Regions from separate parts of the Homo sapiens genome. Here regions 2 and 3 are each linked to region 1. The links are chromatin loops, found by intact Hi-C in ENCODE. Cell type or tissue: OCI-LY7. All regions are shown on one strand. Links, peaks and the distances in the headings refer to the core of each region. The heading gives the core; the rest is flanking DNA. Region 1 overlaps TFDP2 (transcription factor Dp-2). Region 2 has its middle 54 kb from the start of GK5. Region 3 overlaps GK5 (glycerol kinase 5).

Region 1 (10,512 bases), core at 2,807-7,806:
GAATAAATAAAATTTAGTCATTTAAAATTTATTATTTTATATTCAGGAATTGAAAGTCATAGAGTAACAAAATGAGTAACATACCCAATATTTAAAAAAAAACTTTAAATATTGCCTGTAGCCTGTATAATTAATGAAAATGTGAGAAAATTAATTCTGTTGAACTTCACTTAAGGAAAAAATTGATAATTAAATCATATAGACCATTTTTTTAAAGCCTAAGCCATCTAAAATATAGAGGAAACAGTTGCAAAAGTTTATCACTAGACAGTAGGTACAAAATCTCAAAATGAAAATAAAATGAGAAACATCAGTTACATATGTTGATAGATGATTTCATCTTCTGTGAGAAGCTGAGGCTTATTCCTAAGACCTTTGCATAAGAAATATGGGAGTAATATTTTGGGTTTAATTGAAATGATATGTTGCAGTTTGCCTCTAAAAAGAAAGATAATAAGCTTGGATTGGTTGCTAATGGAAAGAGGAGAATGTTTATCTGCTGAAAAGAGTAGGAATGAAGAGTGTGGAAGCATTATGCGTGTAATGAAAGCAGTCAAAATTTTGAAAAACAGTTTTTGAATTTTTGGAATTCATAATGAGGAAAGTGAAAACCTTTCCTTTTACAAGTAACACAAAGAAGTCCTATGCTGTTGTATAATGTGCGTGTATACACATTACAACTTTATTCATTTCTTAAGTTTGCTCTTGAAAAATCAGTGCTGAGCACCAGCTCTTTCACATATGAGGCACTTATTCAATATTTGCCATACCCTACACTGGAAAATTCGTAGTAATTTACAGTAGCCAATAAAGTTTTTGAGCTATAGTTTAAAATTTGCATATGGATTAATTATTATACAGTTTTCTAAATAATTGGCCTAAGGAGAGAGAAGGCTGGAAAAGATATCAACATTCAAGCAGATTATTAAAAATTCCTCTTGCTGTTAGCTAAGATCTGTGGGCTTACCTGAAGTTATTTTTTTGTTGTTTTTTTTTGTTGTTTTTTTGTTTTTTTGAGACGGAATCTCGCTGCAAGCTCTGCGTCCCAGGTTCACACCATTCACCTGCCTCAGCCTCCCCAGTAGCTGGGACTACAGGCGTCCACCACCACGCTCAGCTAATTTTTTGTATTTTTAGTAGAGATGGGGTTTCATCATGTTAGCCAGGATGGTCTCAATCTCCTGACCTCGTGATCTGCCCACCTCGGCCTGATGGTCTCGATCTCCCGACCTTGAGATCCGCCTACCTCGGCCTCCCAGAGTGCTGGGATTATGGGCGTGAGCCACTGCGCCGGCCAGAAGATTTTCTTTTCTTCAAATAATGATGACCAAATTTAGAGATTTTGAAGTTTGTTTGTTTTTTGAGATGGAGTTTCGCTCTTGTTGCCCAGGCTGGAGTGCAATGGTGTGATCTCGGCTCACTGCAACCTCTGCCTCCTGGGTTCAAGCGATTCTCCTTCCTCAGCCCCCCAAGTAGCTGGGATTACAGGCATGCGCCCACACGCCTGGCCTTTGAAGTTTATTGAATCATTATTTCAATTAAGATTCAGATTCTAAAACTTATCTATGTACATTTTGCTTATCTTAAGGAATAGCAACATGTAATGGTTGAGGTTTTTTCTCTCTAAAATAAGTAAAACAATTTACATGGACTTTAAAATGGATTTACAAACTATAGATTTGCCTAAAGAACTTTTTTTACAATTCTGATCAAAGAACAGAAATTTTGATGGAATAGACAGGCTTAAAAAAAAGTTGGTCACTCCACATGTAATACATAACTGTGACAGCATCATAGATTGTGATTATAAAAAATGTGTATCACTTACAATTATAAATGTAGACATGACAATAAGTTACTTAACAAGGAAAACAGTATCAGCAACAGCAACAAGGACATAGTTTGGACTCCTAGCCCTTCAAATTGAGAAATGAAGACCAAAATCAGTTGAATTATTTTAAGATGAATTCCCACTGCCTCTGTATGTGTAAATTATCTTGGAATTATTGAATGTGTGGTCAAATTATGGTTGAGAAGAGCACATTAGTTTTAGCATATATGGAGTATAGAACATAGAGAGTATAATTTTCTATATTATATTGTTGATTTATACTCTATGAGAAACCAAACCATTCAAGTTTGTTACCTGGAAATTGGTTGGGAGTGTCTGAAGGAAAAAACAAACAAAAACTTTCCTAATTCATCTGCCATTTAGAGGTAATTCCTTAATTGTCTTTAATTTCTAGTAAATACTTCCAGTCATAATCAATTTAAATATTAAATTAAATCTTTTTTTTTTTTTCTTTGAGACAGAGTCTCGCTGTTGTCGCCTGGGCTGGAGTGCAGTGGCACAATCTCAGCTCACTGTAACCTGTGCTTCCCGGGTTCAAGCAATTCTCCTGCCTCAGCCTCCCGAGTAGCTGAGATTACAGGCGCCCGCCACCAAACCCGGCTAATTTTTGTATTTTTAGTAGAAACGGGATTTCACCATGTTGGCCAGGCTGGTCTCGAACTCCTGACCTCAGGTGATCCTCTGGCCTCGACCTCCCAAAGTGCTGGGATTACAGGCATGAGCCATTGCACCCGGTCTTAAATTAAATATTTAAAATGTATACTGAAAGAAGACTTCAGGAGTACCTGAAGTTCTTGCTTTATGTATGAACTCTTTATCACAAAACTGAGGTCTTAGAGGAACCTGAGCCTTACCTATTTATTGTAACCCGATTCAGAATACCCAGAGAGGTCAATGATTTAGCCTTTTTTTTCTGCCTTATATATACATATGCAACTAGAAATAACAGCCACCTTGAAATTTCTCATCTCTGGAGTGGAGTAAGAGGGGAGATGTGCCTGATGCCTATATTTCTCTGAAGAGAAAACCTTTTACATTGTTGAGGAGCAGGTAGACCAGTATGAGTATGGTGCTTTGAGTATATTATGAATTAACTATGTTTTGTGAACTGATCCAGGAACCTGTCATGTAATTATGTTGTTTCTTTCTACCAAGTTTCAAGAAACCAATTTTCAAATGAATTTTTACATGGTAACTCTAAAGCTGGAGACTATCAACCGGGGACTTTGGTTTTGGCACTTTGCTCACTTGTAGTGAAAATTTGGCAACTCTTGGCAATTTCTCTGACAGAAAAATGAACAGACCACTAAGTGAGCACTTACTGTGTGCCAGGTAGACACAGTAGAACTTATTTATAAAAGTTCTCAAAAATCTTTTAATGGGCTGGGCATGGTGGCACATGCCTGTAATCCCAGCACCTGGAGAGGTAGGCAGATCACTTTAACTCAGGAGTTCAAGACCAGCCTGGGCACATGGCAAAATCCTGTCTCTACAAAAAATACAAAAATTAACTGGGCATGGTGGCACGCACCTGTGGTCCCAGCTACTCGGGAGAATGAGGTGGGAGGATCCCTTGAGCCCAGGTCAGGGCTGCAGTGAGTGGAGATCATGCCACTGCACTCCGGCCTAGGCAACAGAGCAAGACCCTGTCTCAAAAAAAATTTAAAAATCTTTAATGGATAAATTTTTAATACAAAGAGATTTTGTTGACATTGATGTCTAACTTTAAGATTTCTTGCATTTCACAATGTGATTTAAATGTAGCTTCAGTAATAGCCCTCAAGTAGAATATATTGTTGAGATTATAATATCAATAACTTACTGCAGTTTTGAGTGAGCTACTTAGTGCATGGTATTATAAAACAACGATCCCCTCTTTTATTTGCTAAGGAGAAGAACTGCTTTGGAACTCTTAATTCATGGGTGGTCCTTGGTCCCTTTGAATTTGTATCCTAAAGTTTTACGTTTATTTTAAGTACCCCCCAGCCAGGCGTGGTGGTTCACGCCTGTAATCCCAGCACATTGGGAGGCCGGGGCAGGTGGATCACTTGAGGTCAGGAGTTCGAGACCAGCCTGGACAACATGGCGAAACCCTGTCTCTACTAAAAATACAAGAAAAAAAAAAAGCCAGATGTGGTGGCACACGCCCATAATCCCAGCTACTCAGGAGGCTGAGACAGGAGATTCACTTGAACGCGGGAGGCGGAGGTTACGGTGAGCTGAGATCACGCCACTGCACTCCAGCCTAGGTGACACAACAAGACTCTATCTCAAATAAATAAAAAAACTTATTTTAAAAACCCAACTTTTTTTCTTTTTCTTTTCTTTTTCTTTTTTTTTTTTTTTTTTTTTGAGACGGAGGGAGTCTCACTGCGTTGCCAGGCTGGAGTGCAGTGACACGATCTTGGCTTACTGCAACCTCCGCCTCCCGGGTTCAAGCAATTCTCCTGCCTCAGCCTCCTGAGTAGCTGGGACTACGGGCGCATGCCACTGCGCCCGGCTAATTTTTGTATTTTTACTAGAGATGGGGTTTCACCACGTTGGCCAGGCTAGTCTCAAACTCCTGACTTCGTAATCCACCCGCCTTGGCCTCCCAAAGTGCTGGGATTCAGGCGTGAGCCACCTGTGCCCGGCCCAGGAACCCAGCTTTTTAATTCAAAGTCTGTCTGCAGTCATGGTCACCTCTTATAAATATTAGAAAAATATCTCACTTAACTGTAAATTTAAAAGGATTTATCTGTTACCCCTGTCTGGCTACCCTCTCGGACTGTGAGCTTCTTCATGAGAGTAATTTCCAGTGAAGTACTCTTGGGTATTTGAGTACTCATAAATTCTGATCCTTGTGGTTGCACTCAGCTGTCTTGATCAACTCTAGCCATTCAGTGGCTGTTGGTATGAGATAAAATGTGCTGCTTTCTGTGCTTTCTCTTTTACTAGGCCTGTAAACAGTGTCTGTGTGCCATCTGGTGGGTGTATTGACTGTTGTGATGGTGCTAACAGTGGTGATTGAAAATGGGCTAAACAGTGAAAAAATATAACACTTAAGAACAAGAAACAGAAGAAATAAGGGTCACTCAGACTCTTTTAAAATGAGAATAGAAATAAGTTCAGTGTACTAGAGTCCACTTGCATTTCGTTATTTCCTTAATTTGAACAAAGAGTCTTACCAGACCATAAGAATCATCTGAGGCACTTAAAAATACAAATTCTCCACCTAATTTTTGAATCTTTAGGTGTCCAGTGGAGCTCAGGAGTGTGTGTTTTGAATAAGAGACACCTCTCTTCCCTTTGTAGTGAATCTTGTGATCACTCATATTTGGGAAGAACTGCCGGGAAGGATTGGGAGGATCAAGTTGTTTGAGGACATACAGTAAACTTCCTCAATTATTAATCAGAAGATACATTTCAAAACTAGGAAATTTTAGTTGAGCAGGTGGAAGAAAAATGAGAAATTGAACAATTAAAAAGTTTCCTTGACTGAATATGCTAACAGAAAAAAGATTTCAAAAGGACATATTTTAACTAAAGATAAAGAAGCCAATGAAAAACCAGCAGTATCAAACCTACAGATGAGACAAATGTTTTTGGGTGAACACTTAAAAAATTATTGAAGGAGAAGGGCCCTGCAAGTGACCTTAGTGATTTCTAAGATCTTTTAGGTTTGATGAACTAAATGAAACCAATTATAATATTCCAGATACCAGAGCTTGAATTGAGGAGTTTGCTTAAGCAATGAGGAGATACTGTTTAAATCTTGCAATGTGGTAAGATGGAGAAGAAAAAATGTTTTTCTCCTTTCAAATTTAAGAATTTAGGGCATTCATGGTTCTAGATACAAGAAAAGGAGGGAGCTAGCTAATCGTTTTTAGAAAGTGTCCCCTAAGTGAAAATGTTCAACAAAGCCAAGAGAACAGGTTTGATCTTCTAGGGAAAGTATGTAGGAAAGACTGACATATAAGATTTATTCATTTAGAAATATGACCATAGAGCTATAAATACACTTAATATTATGGTCATTTCAAGGATCCTTTGGAAAGATTCTGGTTAGGTGATCCATTTGGGTGAATCCTGAAAGTTCTCTATGTTCTGGCAGCTGCAGAAACATTCAGGCTTTTCCTTCCGTGTATGTGATATGTAGGAATGTGCGTGTCAGATTTTCTGTCCTTATCTTTGCACAATGGGATGCCTGATCTCCATTTAGAACCAAATAGAAAGAGGAAGGTTCCAGAGGTCACTTTAACCATTATACTTTGGAGATATTATGAACTTTTTTATCTTCTCTTTGTCACCCATCCCAATTATAGTGATGTTGAGGTCATTCAGTTAAAAAGTTTTGTAATAGTGATTAACTTTGTATTTAATCTTAGTGACTTTTGGCGAACATGGTTCAGTACAAATGCATCAAAATAAAACATAACAGTGGTGTAATGTGCATGTGCAGGTAGGTAATACTAGTTAGTAAATAAAGTGAAAACTATTTTTTTTTTTTTGAGACAGGGTGTTGCTTTGTCACCCAGATGGGAGTGCAGTGGCATGAACACAGCTCACTGCAGCTTCGACTTCCTGGGTTCAGGAGATCCTCTTGCCTCAGCCTCCCATATAGCTGGGACCATAAGTGTGTGTCACTACACCTGGGTAATTTTATTATTTTTTTGTAGAGATGAGGCCTTACTATGTTGCCCAGGCTGGTCTTGAATTCCTGGACTCAAGCAATCCTCCTGCCTCAGCCTCCCAAAGTGCTGGAACTGTAGGCATGAGTCATCACACCTAGCCTGAAAACTTTTTTTTTTTTTTTAAAGAAAAAGGTATATGAGTATATTTAAACATAAAAATGAAGGAAGTCAGAGTAACTGCAAAGTTTGTTTTTATTTCATTTACATAGGTGATGCTGTTGACCTACAGAGCCTGAGTTACTTTCTTCTTTCTTTCTTTTCCCCCCCGAGACGGAGTCTTGCTCTGTTGCCCAGGCTGGAGTGCAATGGCACCATCTCGGCTCACCGCAACCTCCACTTCCCGAGTGCAAGCAATTCTCCTGCCTCAGCCACCCAAGCAGCTGGGATTATAGGCACACACCACCACTCCTGGCTAATTTTTTATATTTTTAGTAGAGGCAGGGTTTCACCATGTTGGTCAGGCTAGTCTTGAACTCCTGACCTCCTTATCCACCCACCTTGGCCTCCCAAAGTGCTGGGATTACAGACGTGAGCCACCGTCCCTGGCCCAAGAGTTATTTTTGAAATACAGGTGATAGATATCCCCTGAGTCATCCATATCCTTTCTCCCTAGTCTACTTTGTTTTCAGTGGCATATATTGCTTTCTAGATGGCTGGCTAAAATTAGAAATACAGTCTTAAGGTTGTGAAATCATTTCTCTTTGCAAAACAAATTGCCCCTTCTAGAATTGACCTGTGACTTGACCTCTTCAGTACTGTATTTGAAGCTAATTGATAGTCTTTTACAGTAGTTATTAACAGATAGTTAAAAGGTAGTACAGGAAGGAAGGAAATGCTCTGACACTACTTTCTTTTTCTGACTCAGCTTATTCTTTTGTGGAACTGTTAATCATGAATGAAACAAAACCATGGGGAACTGACATATGAAGAGGCAGATCAGTGGAGCAGAATAGAAAATCAATAAATTGACCCAAATAAGTAAACTCAAGGTTGCATTTCATATCAGCATGGAGTGGATTATTCATTAAAAGTGGCTAACTCAGGGGGAAAACCTTGGATCTGTCACTTCTTATATCAGATAACTTCCAGGTGGGTCAAGGATTTATAATTTAAAATGAAGGCTTTAAAATTGTATAAGAAGATGTTGGGGGGGGTGTTTAATATAATCTTAGTATACATTCTAACTGCTGATAATTAATTTATAAGAACAGCATATCCAACTGGAAATATAAAACCTATACGATAAGTAAAATGCAGCATGTTTAAAGTGCATGTATAAAGTACACTTCCAGGGAGCAAAGGTAAATTTAGGAAAACCCTGGCAATTAGTCTCACTTCCTTCATTTTTATATTTAAACACACACAGGCCTTTTTAAGTTTGACACAAAAGTCATTAAAAAGTTACAAAATTGACTACATTCTTAAAAATGTGCAAATAGGCCGGGCGCAGTGGCTCACGCCTGTAATCCCAGCACTTTGGGAGGCTGAGGCGGGCGGGTTACCTGAGGTCAGGAGTTCAAGATCAGCCTGGGCAACACGGTGAAACCCCGTCTCTACTAAAAATACAAAATTAGTTGGGCATGGTGACACATGCCTGTAATCCCAGCTACTCAGGAGGCTGAGGCAGGAGAATCCATTGAACCTGGGAGGCGGAGGATGCGGTGAGCCGAGATCGTGCCATTGCAGTCCAGCCTGGGCAACAAGAGTAAATCTCCGTCTCACCAAAACAAAAAAAAAAAAAAAAAAAATGTGCGAAGAATAATATATAAAAGCAAACACTGTTCAATTGGGGGAAATATTTGCAGCAAGTATAATAGAATAAACGTATTTCTTCAATATTTAAAGACGTTCTACCAAAAAAAAAAAAAAAAACTCACCAAAAACCAATAGGTGGACATAATTTTCAGGAAGGAACATTTACATAACTTTTAAACAAAAGATGCTCAGTGTTCAGCCATACTCATAACAATATATTAAAACCAAAATAAGACCAAAATGAGTTACTATACTTAATTTTAAATGTAAAAGTTGTCAAAGAAAATAAAATTTAAAAACACATTGCCTGGGTGCAGTGGCTCACACCTATAGTCCCACTTTGGGAGGCCGAGGTGGGAGGATTGCTTGAGCCCAGGAGTTCAAGAATAGCCTGGGCAACATGGTGAGACCCTGTCTCTACAAAAAATTTAAAAATTAGCTGGATGTGGTGGCGTACTGAGGAGGCTGAGTGGGAAGGATGACTTGAACCCTGGAGTTTGAGGCTGCAGTAAGCTGTGATTGTTCCACTGCAGTCCAGCCTGGGTGACAGAAGGAAACCCCGTCTCTAAAAAAATAAAAAAATAAAAAACAGTAGATTAATGAGGATATATGTAAATGGAGACTTTCATGCATTTCTAAAGGGAGAAATACACAGTTGATACAAGTAATGTGGGTAAAGAAATATGTATAGTCATTGCAGTAGTATATGTAATACTAAAACTTTTCCATTACTCAGGAGCTCAATAAATAGACTGCTGGAGCCATAAAAGGGAATACTATGTAGCTAATAAAATAAACATTGAGGCCTGGTACGGTGGCTGACGCCTGTAATCCTAGCACTTTGGGAGGCCAAGGTGGGCAGATCACCTGAGGTCAGGAGTTTGAGACCAGCCTGGCCAGCATGACGAGACCCCTGTCTCTACTGAAAGTATAAAAATTAGCCAAGCGTGGTGATGGGTGCCTGTAATCCCAGCTCTTCAGGAGGCTGAGGCAGGAGAATCGCCTGAACCCAGGAGGCGGAGGTTGCAGTAAACCAAGATCGTGCCACTGCACTCCAGCCTGGACGACAAGAGCAGGACTCCATCTCATAAATAAATAAATAAATAAAATATTGAGGCAACACTACATCTACAGATATGGAAAGGCATCTGAGATGGATATAAAAGCAACGCTCAGACTGATAGAAGGATATCTTTGGCTGGGCGCGGTGGCTCACGCCTGTAATCCCAGCACTTTGGGAGGCTGAGGCGGGTGGATCACGAGGTCAGGCGTTCGAAACCAGCCTGACCAACATGGTGAAACCCCGTCTCTACTACAAATACAAAAATTAGCCAGGCATGGTGGCATGTGCCTGTAATCCAAGCTACTCAGGAGGCTGAGACAGGAGAATCGCATGAACCCGGCAGGCACAGGTTGCAGTGAGCCAAGATCATGCCACTGCACTCCAGCCTAGGCGACAGAGCGAGACTCCATCTCAAAAAAAAAAAAAAAAAAAAAAGAATATTTTTGCATATGTGTTTGCATATGCTGAGGATATTTTTGGAAGCTTATCTACAAACTGGCACCACAGCTGTCACTAAGGAAGGGAATATTTTGGTGGTGATTCGGGATGGCAGGAGACTCAGTTTTCACTGTACACTCTAGTTTTATGAATTTGTATATATACTTCCATGTAGACATTCATGTACTTACCAATTTATTCATCCAACAAATATTAAGCTCTGCTGTATGCTAGTGTTGGAGACACCTAGCTGGAGCAATGAATGAGATGACAAAGCCCCTATTGTTGTAGAACTTAACATTCTGAGAGTGACAAGACAGATAGTAATTATATAAGTAAATATAAATATGTAATGTGTCATATAGAGATAAGTACTATGGTGGAAAAATAAAGTATAGTAAATTAGGAAGTGCTGATATAGGGTGGTAGATATCTCTGCTGCCGTGTCAACTTAGCAGACTTGAAGGAAACGGGAATAAGACGTAGGATATCTGGGGGAGGATTACAGGCAGAGGAGACTTGAAGGACAAAGGCCATGAAGTAGAAATTTGGTTGGCATGGGTTGAAGAACAGCAAAGAGGTCAGTGTGAATGCAGAGGAATGAAGTAGGGAGAGATTGACAGGTGACAAGGTCAGAAAGAGGACTGCAGATGATATAGGGCTTTGTAAACCCTCATTAAGGACTCAAGCTAACTGAGATGTGATGCCAGTTGGAGAGTTTTGAAGAGGAC
Region 2 (10,512 bases), core at 2,391-7,390, 260 kb before region 1:
TGGGCTGCTTTTCATTAAAAGGAAAACCTTACCAAGCACTTCCATACCCTCACTATCTGCCTAAGTAATTTCTTCTTTGTCAGGCCTCTGAGCCCAAGCTAAGCCATCATATCCCCAGTGACCTGCACATATACATCCAGATGGCCTGAAGCAACTGAAGATCCACAGAAGTGAAAATAGCTTAACTGATGACATTCCACCATTGTGATTTGTTTCTGCCCCACACTAACTGATCAATGTTGTTTATAATCTCCCCCACCCTTAAGAATTTTCTTTGTAATTCTCCTCACCCTTGAGAAGTTACTTTGTGAGATCCACCCCCTGTCCCCAAAACATCGCTCTTAACTCCACCGCCTATCCCAAAACCTATAAGAACTAATGATAATCCCACCACCCTTGCTGACTCGTTTTTTGGACTCAGCCCGCCTGCACCCAGGTGAAATAAACAGCCTTGTTGCTCACACAAAGCCTGTTTGGTGGTCTCTTCACACGGACACGTGAAACATTCTTAACTCCTATATCATTATGGTGGTAACTTTGGGTAATTTTTAACTTTACTGTGAAACCTGGTAGGTTGTTTTGATTATGTATTAGGCATAGATAAAGTCTGACTTTTTCCAGCATACTTAGGGGTGTGGTTAATTTCGTATGTCCCCAGGCCTTACCAAGTTGTAAAGCAGGTAGTTTACAACCTTGGAACATTTAGCAAACCTAGTATCTGACTTACATGATTTAGACCACCTATTTACATGTTTATGACCCTTGTATTTTACCAATAATTCTTAAGACTATTTTTATTTCTTAAAGATTAAAGTCATATGAACTAAAAAGCATTACAGCTTTTTATTTTTTCTTTAAAAATACTTGATTTAAGCACTCATTTTTCTTTAAGCCAATCAATTAGAGCTCTTTTTATAGACATTACACACAACACATATATACACAGACAGACAGAAGATTCAGCACTTCTGAGATTTTTCATTTGTAAGTTTATTAATTGGATTACCTGCTTCAGGGTAAAGCCCTTGGAGGAACAGGAAGGAATGCATTTTTAGGGCCTAATAAGCAGGCACAGCTGAAGGCAAAGACAGATCCCCAAAATTAAGGGTGCCATTTTATACTGGATCTTGGATCCCCAGAATGAGGGAGATGCTACAGGAGGAGGCAGTGCAGTGCTTCTACCTTGCATATCATTGCAAGGCAACCCAAAGCCAATTGGCTTGTTTTGTAATTAGCCCATCCTCCATGGAGTCTCATCTCTTAATGGGGAGTGGGGATGTTTCCATATCTTCCAGGTGGACAAGAGCATGCTTCTCTGATTCAAATGTGCAAAGAGTTAAGTATCCCTCCATGAACACTATTAGCCATCCCTTAAAGTATATTTCCTACCTAGTTATTACACACCAAAGCTCTCTCATACTGCAAGGTAACTTTTGATACCCCCAAAACTTAAAACCATCAGATAACACAATGCAAAACAGAACAGAGCCTTTGATTTTGAGAGGGATCCATCCACTTTCAATTCCTGGGGTTACATGAGGAAAATAGGGGGTTTTTCCCCCAAAATGGAATCTATGGTGCCTCCTCTGTTTTTCCCAAGGAGTCCCAGGCTACCAGAAGTTATCTTAGGGCCTCTCATGTGTGCATTAAGAGTGGAAAGACAAAAAAATGGAGAAAAATAATTCAGTCGACTGAGAAGAAAAAACCTTTTTCCAGAAAAATAAGATCCAAGAAGAGAAAAACGTGAATGCCTTTTAAATATACCTATAACTTGGCTATCCATTTTTAATTAAGCTGAGCACTATTTAAGAAAATCCTTTTAAATCTTTTGTTACTCGACTTCAGCCATGCAAAACAATTAAGATTTTCAGCTTTGGAACTTTACAAAAAGTAACCCCACAGGTGAAACCAACAAGCCTTAATTAGGTTATAACTTAACCTCCAGTGTATGAGGTATTTTCAAAGGGGTGGTAAGCAGCTTTTGAAACCATCATTGCAAAACTGTGACTGAGACAGTGAAAGAGATCCAACCCAAGTAACTCCATCTTGCTCCAGCCTGCAAGCTGTCCTTGCCCATCCCTCGGCATGGGCCGAACCAACTTTGGGAGAACCCTGGTTTGCAGTTTATAGTTTAAAACAAAGATGATAACAGCCCCTTCCTAAGGTATACTTCCCTCTTGCCTGGGGACCAGACAAGAAACTAGCCACAAGATTAGAAACCATGGCCTAGAAGTCATGCAGCTGGAGGTTACAAGATTTTGACCCTCCCTAAGCTGCTCTCAAGATCAGCACTTAAGATATTTTGTAAACCCTGGCCTTGATGGATCATCTGGCACCACCCAGATTGATAAACTGGCTTATCTGATTTTGTGGCCGCCACCCAGGAACTGACTTAGCACAAGAAGACAGCCACCATTGTAAAATGGAGACTAAAAGTATTGCCACGTGGTTACAGGTCATGTTTCCAAGGACACGAAACAAGATGGAGGCCTGTAGCCAAGTTTGTTACTGATCATTTTGTTAGGCTGGCTTGAACAGCAGTCTTATGCGGTCCTGGCCCTGCATCCTAAGGTACCCTTTCTTTTGACAAAACCATGCAGAAAGACACACAAAACACAACAGATTGGCTACAGCTTAAGACCAACCGCACAAATCCTTTTTCACTAATTAAAACTTTATATAGAGAATATAAACAATAATCCTTATTTCCCCTTTTACCAGTTTACTCAGGGAAAGAGAAGCCAAAAGCTCAACTGGTAAAAAACAAAACAAAACAAACAAAACACACACATAACTTTTACCCTTTTTTCAGCATGTCAGGCTTCTGGGTTCCTTTACCCCTAGCTCAACTCTAAGCCAAGCATTTTAAGGTTTGAGGAAATTAGCTCTTCCCAGGTTGGAAGAACATTATAAAAGAAGAGATAGAAGCCATTTTAAACAACGAAAGAAGGAAAATTACCACAGAAAAGTCTGGGAGTTCCAATTAGGATTGTCAAGAGGTGCTGCCTCTCTTCCTATTGGGAATGGTGTTTCCCCTATTTCTTCACATTCTCTATTTTCTCCTTTCCCTTTTGGCCTGCTGTAGGAAACATATTGCTCATCTCTGAAATGCTCTGCTGCCTGCAGAGCTGCCTGTTTTTCAGCTACGGTTAGGGTTTGGTTTAGGAGCAGCATAATATCACTTTATGAGAGGTTAAACACCTGAGTTAAATTTTGGAAAGCTTCTATATAACTATCAGAGTTGTCAGAAAATCGGCCTAAGTCTCCCTTTATTTACCTAAGGTCCTGTAATGATAAGGGAACTTTAGGGGGCCCCAAGTTAGGGGGATCCTCAGATGGTTCCCCCAGAAGTTGCTTCTCCAATTTTGGGGAATCATTCTCTATAGGCCTGTCTGATATGACTACTACAAGAGCTGGGTTGATTGTGCAATGCTTGCAAAGGTCTAGTAAGAAGGCCATGCCCTTGTGTAAAAGAAAGTGAGCCACTTTTCCTTCAAAGTCTCAGGGTTAAAGGAGTCCCTGTGCTTCAGGATGCACCCCAGAGGGGTGCAAGCTGAAGATGGTTTGTTACCCATTTAGAAAGAGAAGCAAGAAAAAGGCATCCCTTTTGTCTCCTTCCTTTTGGTGTGACCAAGTGTGGAGGAAAAGACAATGGGGGCGTCCTCTCTGCTGTTTTCCCTCCTTGGTTCCTAGGTCCTGGCACCTTGTTGAACACGCCACCCATGGTTGTAAGTGTGACCGCCCCCCAGCCATGGAACCAGAGGAACTAAGCAATTGAGATTAGTCACGCTTACCCATGTGACTCTAGTCCTCTGCCTGTGATTTCCCTTTGACTTCCTAGACTTGTGTGATCTGTGTGCCTCCCTGAAAAATGGATATTGGGAAGGACTACGTAATAGTTGCCTTTGGAGCTGGGCACAGTGGCTCATGCCTGTAATCCTAGCACTTTGGGAGGCTGAGTCATGTGGGTCACCTGAAGTCACCCAGGTTGGTTCGAGACCAACCTGGCCAACATGGCAAAACCCCATCTCTACTAAAAATACAAAAATTAGCCAGTCTTAGGCCGGTTATGGTGGCTCACGCCTGTAATCCCAGAACTCTGGGAGGCCGAGGTGGGCGGATCACGAGGTCAGGAGATCGAGACCATCCTGGCTAACACAGTGAAACTCCATCTCTACTAAAAAAAAAAAAAAAATTAGCCGGGCGTGGTGGTGGGCGCCTGTAATCCCAGCTACTTGGGAGGCTGATGCAGGAGAATGGTGTGAACCTGGGAGGTGGAGCTTGCAGTGAGCCGAGATCACACCACTCCACTCCAGCCTGGGCGACAGAGCAAGACTCCATCTCAAAAAAAAAAAAAAAAATTAACCTGTCTTGGTGGCAGGCACCTATAATTCCAGCTACTCAGGAGGTTGAGGGGGGAGAATCACTTGAACCCAGGGCGCAGAGGTTGCAGTGAGCCAAGATTGGACCACTTCACTCCATCCTGAGTGAAAGAGCAAAAACTCCATCTCAAAAAAAAAAAAAAAAAGGTCGTTGCCTTTGGAGGGTATTAGATTGAACTCCATATTTTGCTATTATGGCCCATGCTGAAGCATTTCCCCCTAGAGAATGGTTCTCATTAACTTCTGGACTTAAAATCCCCTTAATAAGTATTGCTTTAACTGGAGACATAAATAGGTGACTTAAAGGAACATAGGGACCTAATAGTGATTTTCCTGCTGATGGGACAGTATTGGAACTAAAATTTGGTTCTGGAGGACATTTTGCTCCTAATTGTTGAATGCAGAGTTTTCCCATCCACAGAAGCAGCATAAAGCTTGGTCTCTAGTAGAGAGGTGCAAAATGGGAGAAGAAGTGGGAAGGTACAGTGTTATGTCAAAGGACCGACAACGCCTCATGGAGATGATTTTTAGTTCACTAGGTGGCGATATTGACCTTAAAATGCCACGTGCTCTCCAGCTCAAGGGCAGAGAGTGACCTGGAGATGCCATGTGCTTTCCAGATCAAGGGCAGAGGGTGAAATGCTCACTGTGGGAGAAGACTTTCTGTTCCTAGGAAATCACAATGGCATTCCCCTGAGCTATATTCCAGTTACTACAGCATTTCCTGATCTTTCCTAACAGGATTACTTCCCTGAACTATAAAAATTCCTGCACATTGCATGCAGAGAAAATAGGAGACATGGTGACCATGGATAGAAGAGGAGGAAAATTTTGTAACAGGATAGCTAGAGATCCTTTTTGCCAGCACTCAGATGGGTGGCCAAAGGCTGGGTTCAACCCAGAAGCCTCTGGATAACACCAGGGTGTGCCCTGGCCAGAAATCCTTAGTTGCTCCAGGACCTCTCCCAGCCCCATGCAATGGCTGGGAGTGTGACCCCCCCAGCCATGGAACCAGAGGAACTAAGCGATTGAGTTCCATGAAAGGAAACTGGTTTGAAGCATTTTTAAATGGAGTCTGAGAGCCTTGATATTAAAGGTCAGATTTGAGGTTTGCTCCACACTTACTGCTCTGATGTTTATACTTTCCATTTTGGTTCTGATCCTGCATGAGCCCCCAGATGAAGCGGCATTGTTGTCTAGGGTAAATACCCAGGGTTCATTGTCTCGTGCCAAGAAAATTAAGGACACAAACACATGTGGGTGGGTTAAGGAGCAGAAAGTTTAATAGGCAGAAGAAAGGAGAGAGAAGAGCAGCTTCTTGTGAGAGAGAGGTGTCCGAAAAAGGGAAAAGTGGCAGACCATAGCAGATTTTATAGGCAGGCTTGGTAAAGCCCACTGATCCGTTCAATCAGGTTTGATGTTTACATAGCCCACAGGGAAGGCTGGTTTCCCCACCCTAATCTTATTATGGAAATGGGCTTTCCACTTGGCCAGCGCCATCTTGTCTGCTCCTTACTATACACATGACTGACAAAGAGAAGGGAAGATGGAGCCACCATTTTGAACTTGCCTAGTCCCACATAGTATTTTTCTATTGGCACAACTGCTGGCATTCACCTGTGCAAGCTTCCAGCTTGCTTGTCCATGTCTGTAGCTCAATTTTACAGGCTGTTCTTTGTTAGAAAAGAAAATGATTTGAGGGCTGCTTTTTATTAAAAGGAAAACCTTACCAATACCCTCAATATCTGCCTAAGTAATTTCTTCTTAACTCTTAGTGCTAAAGGTCTTAGCTGATAATAGCCACTGACAGCAACAGGCACTGTTAAGGGCTTTTTTCTTTTTTCCAATGTTTTATTATGAAAATTTTCTAATAGATAAATCTAAGTTTAAAATATTATCAGATGAACATCCATGTACCCACCACCTAGATTCTACCACTTACATTTTACTGTACTTGCTTTATTATATATCCATTCATCTATCCATCTATGGAAATATTTTAATCTTGGAAGAGCTCCTGGGAGCACCGTGTTGAGTCATCTGCTCTGCTTAGAATGTCAAAGAATAACTATTATGCCACATTGCATGAGTGGGGAGCACTAGCAAAACTATGTGCTTTTCTGACTAGGTGTGGTAGCTCACTTGAGGTCAGAAGTCTGAGACCAGCCAGGCAACATGGTGAAACCTTGTCTCCACTAAAAATACAAAAATTAGCTGGGCATGATGGCACACTAGTGTAATCACAGATACTCGGGAGGCTGAGGCATGAGAATCACTTGAGCCCGGGAGGTAGAGATTCAGTGGCTGAGATCACGCCACTGCACTCCAGCCTGGGCAAGAGAATGAGACTCTGTCTCCAAAAATAAAAATTAAATTTAAAAATAAACCATTTGCTTTTTCAAAAGAAGGTACAGGAGAACTTTGTCAAGAATCCAGATTAACATCAAGGAAGACTTCAAGGATGACTTCCCAAAATGGATCAATGTCTTTTCCTATCCAACTCCCAAACTTCTGGTGCAACAGCCCTGAACAAACTATTTGCAGCACCAGAATGGCAAGAACTATCATTTATGACAATAAGTCTATCTTTATTTCACTTGAGATGAGGGAATTTGTGATCAAGTGTGACTAAACCTACAGATGGACAGGCTAAGATAGTACAGACCTCTAGGTATCAACTTTCCAGGTTTTGTATCCCTCCACATCTATTATTTTTAAAGAATGTGACTAAGAGTAAATGAATCAATGTTTTAAAAAATAAAGCAGAATCTCAAAACTGGCTTTGACCACTTGTAGCAAGACTTAAGGGGCATACAGCATTCTAGCTGCAGTGTTGTCTGTAGGGGCTCTTCACATAGGCTTCTTCCAGGAGTATGTTCCCACGTCTGTGACTCAGGTTACTGGGCCTATGACATGTAAGAGCAGGCAGGCCAATGTGGCATCCCCACTCAAAGGTGTCCCTTGAAGCATGTGAGAGATGATGCAGTGCCAAAAAGGTGAGCCTTCTGCCAGAGGGCAGGACATTATTGGAGGAAATGTCAACAAGGACCAGGGGCAGAATCAGTGGGGCTGGCCATGCAGAAGGGAAAACTTGTGACACGGCTCAAAGGAGTTCATTCAATGCAGTTTCGTAAGTATTAGCTGGGGGCTGTCTTAGTCCCTTCTGCTGCTATAACAAAATACCTTAGACTGAGTAATTTATATATAATAGAAATTTATTTCTCATAGTTCTGGAGTCTGGGAAGTCCAAGATCAAGGCACCAGCAGATTCAGCGTCTGGTGAAGCTTTGCTCTCTGCTTCATAGGTGACGTCTTTTGCTGCATCCTCACGTGGTGAAAGGCAAAGGGCCAAAAGGTCAGTCAGTCTCTGAAGCCTCTTTAATAAGGGGATTAATCCCATTCATGAAGGCAGAGCCCCCATAACAATCATTTTCCCAAAGGCTCCACTTCTCGATACTATCACCTTGGGACTTCAGTTCCAATGGAGAGGAACATACCATAGAGACATTCAAACCATAGCAGGGGCCTGCTGTGTTCCAGAAGCTGCCAGGAAATCTGGTCTTCCAGAGAAGAACTCTGAAGGAGTGGGAGAGAACCCTGGGCTCAGCCAGCATACAGATTTCGATCCCTTCACAGAAAGGGGAACTGTGTGCTTACTACACAATGCTCTTGCCTCACTCAGGAACTTAAGGAGCAATTTTTCTTCTCTCTTATCAGAACATTAAAAAAGTAAGCTGGCATAATTTCCAGGCAAGCAGTTCTTTTGACAGAAAATTTTACTCTCTTCATTTGTTGCTACATACTGTATTTTCTGGAGAATGAGCACAGAGGCCCTTGCTAGAGAACAGCAGATATTAGTCACAGCTCGTTGATTTCATCTATTCCTCCCTAGAAGGAAAAATCACTACAGGGTGATATAAGAAAGTAACTAAGAGTAGGATGCCAATCTCAAATTAGCAGTTATGAGACAAATGCTGGTGTTTGTAAGCAAAGGACTCAGGAGTTTAAACCCCAGAATCTGCACACATTGCAGCATAAACTGAAACAAATTAGTAAGGCAGTTTTTGTGGCCTTTGTGATTATTTATTTATTTATTTATTTATTTATTTATTCATTTATTTTTGAGACGGAGTCTCACTGTGTCGCCAGGCTGGAGTGCAGTGGCACAATCTCAGCTCACTGCAACCTCTGCCTCCCAGATTCAAGCGATTCTCCTGTCTCAGCCTCTGAGTAGCTGGGACTACAGGTGTGCGCCACCACGCCCAGCTAATTTTTGTATTTTTAGTAGAGACAGGGTTTCACCCTGTTGGCCAGGATGGTTTCGATCTTTTGACCTTGTGATCCGCCTGCCTTGGCCTCCCAAAGTGCTGGGATTACAGGCGTGTGCCACCGCACCCAGCCTGTGACTTTTTTAACCTGTAATCCACCATTGCCAGATAAATCTTCCCTGAATTCAAAACATGCACACACACACACACAAACACAGACACACACACACTTCTCCCAAATCAAGAACTTAGTCAAATACTAGCAGTCTCTCTCTCTCTTTAACCACAAAGCAAGGAGAAGAACCTACAGTCTTAACCAGTATTTATGGGGTTATCAGATAATGATTTCTCAATTACACTTCCTCTAGGTCACTAAGTGAAGTAAGTCATCATTTTTTGCCAGAAATAACATCATCTGGTATTTCTACACTTATGAACAGCAAGTAATACAAGTTACAATTATATGAATCATCTTTGATTCTGCCTTTCCTTCCCCCTTCCTCGCCTCCCAAATCCAGTTGGTTCCCAAGTCCTAGTGTGTTGTTATCTCCTGTATCTGCCCTCTTCTCTCCATCCGTATGGTTAATGCCTTCATGCAGGTCCTCTTCCTCTCATATTTGGACTGTTGCAATAGTCCACTATTTTCCCTCCTTTCAGTCTTGAACCACTTCAGTCCATAAAAATAACTGTAAGAAATACTGTTCACAGATCAAGCACTTCATAAGCATTCTGTCATTTAACCTTTACCACACTGTCATGAGAGAGCCATTATTATTCCTGTTTTCTGATTAAAACTCAGGGAAATGAAGTGACTTACATGGGAACACACAGATGGTGAATGGTAAAGGCAGAATTCAAATCTAAATCTGCATGATCCTAAAGCCAGAGACTGAGACACCATGCAACACTGCCTGCCTCCCCACTCTGCTATCAGAGGCTTCTGCTAAAATGAAACTGACCTGCTTCCTGGCTCAGAATTCTTCAATCACACCCCATTGCCAATTGCAGGGAATCTTTTTTAAAGCCATAGAATCCTTTAATCAATAAGATTGAAAGCATTATTCTTCTATATAAAGCAGATAAAAATGTAGCTGACATGCTTGGTGCAGGTGTGGAGATCTAGCTGACTTGCAATGGTAGTGCCAAGAGATGTGTGGACTCCCACAATTTAATGGAAAACATTCATAAGATTCTTCCCATTGTTTGATGTAAAAGTAGTGTTAGGTAAAACATTATGTAAAATAAAGATTCAAGCTTTCTCTTCCAGCCAGATAGATGTCTCTCAGTGACTTTACTGCAGTTCTCCCACGCTCACTGCAACTCATCTTTTCCCTCTGCTCCCCTCCCAGTTCTAGACCTGAGGCTCTGGCCCTTGCACTCCAGATTGGGCAATAGGAGTGAAACTCCATCTCAAAAAAAAAAATAAATAAATAAACCTAAAATAAAATAAAGGGAATCCAAATAGGTACAGAGGAATTTAAACTGTCACTGTTTGCTGACAATATGATCCTTTACCTTGAAAACCATAAAGACTCCTCCAGAAAGCTCCTAGAAATTATAAAAGAATTCAGCAAAGTTTCCAGATACAAGATCAATGTACACAATTCAGTAGCTGTTCTATACACCAACAGTGGACCAAGCGGAGAATCAAATCAAGAACTCAACCATTTTTACGATAGCTGCAAAAAAAAAAAAAAGGTAGAAATATACCTAACCAAGGAGGCAAAAGACCTCCACAAGGAAAACTACAAAACACTGCTGAAAGAAACCATAGACAACACAAACAAATGGAAACACATCCCATGCTTATGGATGAATAGAATCAATATTGTGAAAATGACCGTACTGCCAAAAGCAATCTA
Region 3 (5,000 bases), core at 1-5,000, 190 kb before region 1:
TTGTTTTCTTCAAGTAAAAAAAAAATGCTGCAGAATCATCTTAGTAATGCTTTATTTGTTAATTCCAGTTGTTTTGTTAGAATGCTAAACCCAGGTATTTTTCTTAAAGATTATATTGGATTTCTTTTTCTATATTGTAATATTATAAAGAAAAATATCACTGGCTTTAAAACATGTGTTTTATCCATCTTTACTTTTAGCTGCAGGAATACAGATGAATCAAATTGTTGGTCTTGGCATTTCAACACAGAGAGCAACTTTTATTACGTGGAACAAGTAAGTACATTCTGTGATAAGCACCCTACTGCTGGGTTCATGCCACAGTGAGTACACGGTTATGAAATCTCTTTGGGGAGTTTTAACTTTCTGAATTGAGAATAGTTTCGTTTGGTTAAGAGGGATGAAATGTGCCTGCTTTCTGGCTTGTATGCTCACTGCATGTCATTTGGGCTTGACTTATATTATATAATACCACAAAAAGACTTAACTGTCATTAAAATTATCCATTTCTTTCTTTCGGGTAAGTTAGCTTTTCAAACAAGCATAGATCAAAGATCTAAAAAATTATACCTAAAAAGAGTCAGAGGAAACTCACAAATTTCAGAAACACAGTACTGTACTATGGTTTATATTTTCAGTCTACTCTAAATTTAATATTTGTCTATAGCGGCCAGGAGCGGTGGCTCACGCCTGTAATCCCAGCACTTTGGGAGGCCGAGGTGGGCGGATCACGAGGTCAGGAGATCGAGACCATCCTGGCTAACACGGTGAAACCCCGTCTCTACTAAAAATACAAAAAATTAGCCGGGCGAGGTGGCGAGCGCCTGTAGTCCCAGCTACTCGGGAGGCTGAGGCAGGAGAATGGCGTGAACCCCAGGGGGCGGAGCCTGCAGTGAGCCGAGATTGCGCCACTGCACTCCAGCCTGGGCGACAGCGAGACTCCGTCTCAAAAAAAAAAAAAGAAAAAAAAAAGAAAATATTTGTCTATAGCATATGAGGCATATATACTCTAAACACAGTTATAATATTGTAATAGCTACTGTATAGTAAACATCTGTGACAGTCCCAAGTTCCATTATCCTTACAACAAACCTATAATTTAGGCATCATATCTGTTTTTACAGAGAAATAAGTTGTTCAGGGTTGCTCAGGGAGCAAATAGAGCCAAGATTCTAAATTGTCTTTTTGACTCAGAAGCGTATGTTCTTTATACTATCCCCATATTGCCTTCAACATGTTTCTTTCTTTTTCTTTTTCTTTTTTCTTGAGACAGGGTCTTACTCTGTTACCCAGGCTGGAGTGTAGTGGCATGATTACAGCTCACTGCAGCCTCAACTTCCCAGGCTCAGGTAATCCTCCCGCCTTAGCCTCCTGAGTAGCTGGGACTACAGGTGCACTCCAATATGCCTGGCTAATTTTTTTGTATTTTTTGTAGAGACGGGGTTTCACCATATTGCCAAGCTGGTCTCGAATTCCTTGGCTCAAGCAATTCTTCCACCTCAGCCACCTCCCCCAGCTAGCATGTGTTTCTCTGTGTCTTGGTTTAAACACACACCCACATTCCCTCCCCCAAAATCCCCCCGCCCACGTACCCACACACACCACTGTAAAATGTGTTTTTGTTAAAGCATTAGGCTCCAAAGGACATCTTGAGCTTGGGCAGTGGGAAAGAAAAGTGAGCAGAGGGGGAAAAGATGAATCTGAAAAATATAATTAGGGTGAATTCACAAGGACTTGGCTTCTAATTCAGTATTGGGCAGGAAGAAGAAATTTGAATTTACCAATACTGCTGGCCTTGATGTTTGGGCTGTATGATAGAAATCATAGAGAATGTAAGGAGGAATGGGCTGGGTAGTAGTGAGAGTAGGTAGAAGGAAAAATGATAAAATGTTTGGTTTTGGACGTGTGAATGTGGAGATATCTCAGAGGTGACTAGAACATTGGTTTAACTTGGACTGAGGCATAGCACATCTCCATCAGATAGGATCTTTTTATTTTCATTTTTGGGGGATGAGGTCTTCACTTTGCTACCTAGGCTGGAGTGCAGTGGCACGATCATAGCTCACTGCAGCCTCGAACTCGTGGGCTCAAGGGATCCTCCCACATCAGCCTCCCAAGTAGCTAGGACTATAGGTGTGTACCACACTATGGCTGGCTAATTTTTAAAATTTTTATAGAGATGGAGTCTCACCATGTTGCCTAGACTGTTCTTGAACTCTGAGCCTCAAGTGATCTGCCTGCCTTGGCGTCCCAAAGCGCTGGGATTACAGGCGTGAGCCACCATGCTCGGCCCAGTACTCTTTTTTTTCAGGACATGCTGCATCTCAGATTGATGCCTACATCTGCAGTTCCTCTGTGCTTACTCCACTCCCCAGCACTGGCCTTGGTTATGGCAAATCTTAAATAAATCTTATACAGTAGTATATTGTCAGATGAAGGGGTGAATGAATTAAACTTACCTGTACAGATAAGGTATCTAATCTTAGTGACCCTGTTGACATTTTGAGCTGAATAATTCGTTGTCATGGGGACCGTCCTGTGGTGTTGCAGCTGTTCAGCAGCATCCCTGGCCTCTACCCACTAGATGTCAGTAGCACCCCAGCCCACCTCACCACCATTTGTACCAACCATAAATGTCTCAAAACATTGCTGAACGTCCCCTGGGGACATCCCCAATTTGGAACCATTGGTGTAGATGAAGTCTCAAAAAATAGGTGTGTTCTCTGGTAGAGATTATGTGGAGAAAAGAAAAGCAAGCTAAGGATTTGGACTGCGGGTCCCTGCTCCCACCAAATTTAAAGTGAGTCAGGGAAGAAAAAGCCAGCAAAGCAGGACCAACGCTAATCTGGGAAGTGGATGGATGAAAGTGGAGGGAGGAGTATTCTCAGGGAAAGAACTGATTGGATGTGTCATATTCACTTGGCCATTGGCCCCAGTGATTGCTTTCATCAGGACCTGGCTACCATATCACTCATGACAGTAAGGTCGGAATATTAGGAAGCAGAGTTTTTGTCTGATGCTAGGACTATACATCACCATTAGAAGGAATAGAAGAGTTAGATTTCAAGACAGTTCACTTTCCTTACTGGTGGTGGTGGTGTTGTAGAGGGATAAGACTTCTTCCTAAAGCAATTCATTGTGAGTTTTTTATCTTGGCTGTCCTTTTTTCTTTTTTGAAATGTTTGTATTCTTTCATGAGTTTTGGGAACATTCTTTGCTTGTAGAAACTGAAATAGTGGATATTTTTTGAAGAAAGACTGAAAGCCTTTGTGCTTCTTTTACATTAAAATAATGGAGCGGAGCCTATTCTGCTCATTGGGCCCCAGGGAGCCAATGTGGTGTATGATGCTGACAGATTCCACAAGAGCCCTAGCAAACAGCCGGGACACAACACAGATGGGCACAGCACAGGGCCAGCCAGAAGCACTAATTGTTCATTTGTGAGAGAAAAGGAGAGACAGACTAGATCCTGTGGAAAAACCTATTGTTCGTTCCAGTCCTGGCCAGCAGCTCCTCCTCCCAGCTTGTTGTTTTTTTCCTCCTGCATCCATGGTGCATTTCTGTCCTCATGGCCATAGAAACATTATTTTCCTCACAGTTGCTGTCAGGAGGTCTAAAACTTTGAACTTTCTTTTTGTTTTTCTCCCTATCTCTCCCCCATCCCCCTGTTAGGGACCAGGAAACTTACGAACTTTTTTCAGTCTTTGAGCTTTCTTCATGTTCTTCAGGTTAAGCTTTTTTTCCAATATATTCAAAAAGTGGTGTGTTTAGCCTGCTTTCTAAAATAACTCTAACTGATAACACTTCCATTTTGGTTCTTTTAAATTCCTTTTGTTCTAAAAAAAAAAAATCACGAGCTGTTTTGTTTCTTTAGTCAATGTCTCTTGGGAGATTTCTGCCAGCTAACTTCAGATCAGGGTGTGTGCCAATTAGCAACACAAACTGTGAGTCATGGGAGCCTGGATTCACTCATAACTGTTTGAGGGCTCACAGGGAGTAATGCACCGTGCTGGGGGCTGCACTGCGTATACAGATGAATAAGAATACCAGCCCTAATTTACAATCTCATTATATAGGTACACAAATTACTCTATATTCCCATTGCACAAAATAGATTTTTATTGTAGTATTTGATACTTACATTAATGAGTCTTACCAAATACTTATGACTTAAAATATATTAAGAGCCACAGAATGATGTAAAGTGTTAGAAGGGTTTAAGACAATTAATTTACAACATTGCCATTTATACTTTTCCTTCATTTTTCCTTTTTTTGTTGATAGAGATAAAATAAACCCAGGTCAGTGCTGAGTGAATATTGGAATGTATGCTATTACTTGAAAAATCAGTATTCTAGATTGTCTTGTTCTATGTTATAAATTAATGATGCCACTTTCATCTTGTGATTTTGTCTCTCCCCCTCACTGCTTTTCAGCCACACTAGCCATTCAGTTCCTCTAAGACACGCTTTATCTTGCTCTAGGACATTTGAACATATAGCACATTTTGTTGGGAATGTTCATACTTCTGATTCCTTCTTATCCTTCAGAGCTGAGATCCATTGCCATTTCTGAAGCCTTCACTGACCACCACACAGGGGCCATCTGTTAAATACTCTCATGGCACCTCTATTTATCCATTTTTTTTTTTTTGAGGCGGAGTCTCACTCTTTTGCCCAGGCTGGAGTGCAGTGGTGCTATCTCGGCTCACTGCAAGCTCTGCCTCCCGAGTTCACGCCATTCTCCTGCCTCAGCCTCCCGAGGAGCTGGGACTACAGGTGCCCGCCACCGCGCTCGGCTAATTTTTTGTATTTTTAGTAGAGACGGGGTTTCACCATGTTAGCCAGGATGGTCTCGATTTCCTGACCTCGTGATCCGCCTTCCTCGGCCTCCTAAAGTGCTGGGATTACAGGCGTGAGCCACCACGCCCGGCCTCTATTTATCCTTTATAGGGCGTATTCCAGCTGTAAGTGAGCAACTGAGTAATTGATTATTTGTTT

The links. A loop is a pair of places that touch in the nucleus more often than their neighbours do. Peaks named below come from ENCODE experiments on the same cell type or tissue, not always from the same donor. Only the 100,000 strongest peaks of a DNase experiment are listed, where the experiment ranks them.
Region 2: it touches region 1 in a loop (7-fold over the local background); 14 of 110 quality-filtered maps call a loop at or near these places.
Region 3: a loop joins it to region 1, with 6 times the contacts of the local background. A loop is called at or near these places in 11 of 110 quality-filtered maps.

The regions. Positions count from the first base shown.
Region 1 is chr3:142,016,815-142,027,326 of GRCh38, reverse strand. All of the region lies in intron 3 of TFDP2 (transcription factor Dp-2), which reads left to right. Among named protein-coding and RNA genes, the nearest start is that of TFDP2, 130 kb to the left of the region's middle. RefSeq lists a silencer at 4,606-4,900 and an enhancer at 4,856-4,915. In OCI-LY7, for the core only: a CTCF peak has its summit at 4,818 (motif pointing left); a DNase peak (open chromatin) is centred at 4,766; H3K4me3 peaks cover 1,115 bases; H3K27ac peaks cover 3,038 bases.
Region 2 is chr3:142,274,597-142,285,108 of GRCh38, reverse strand. No RefSeq gene overlaps it. Among named protein-coding and RNA genes, the nearest start is that of GK5, 54 kb to the right of the region's middle. In OCI-LY7, for the core only: CTCF peaks have their summits at 4,709 and 4,911 (motif pointing right); a DNase peak (open chromatin) is centred at 4,948.
Region 3 is chr3:142,208,802-142,213,801 of GRCh38, reverse strand. It overlaps GK5 (glycerol kinase 5), which reads left to right. Exons shown (of 16, transcript NM_001039547.3): 3 at 201-276. Among named protein-coding and RNA genes, the nearest start is that of GK5, 14 kb to the left of the region's middle. In OCI-LY7, for the core only: CTCF peaks have their summits at 2,384 and 2,585 (motif pointing right); a DNase peak (open chromatin) is centred at 2,621.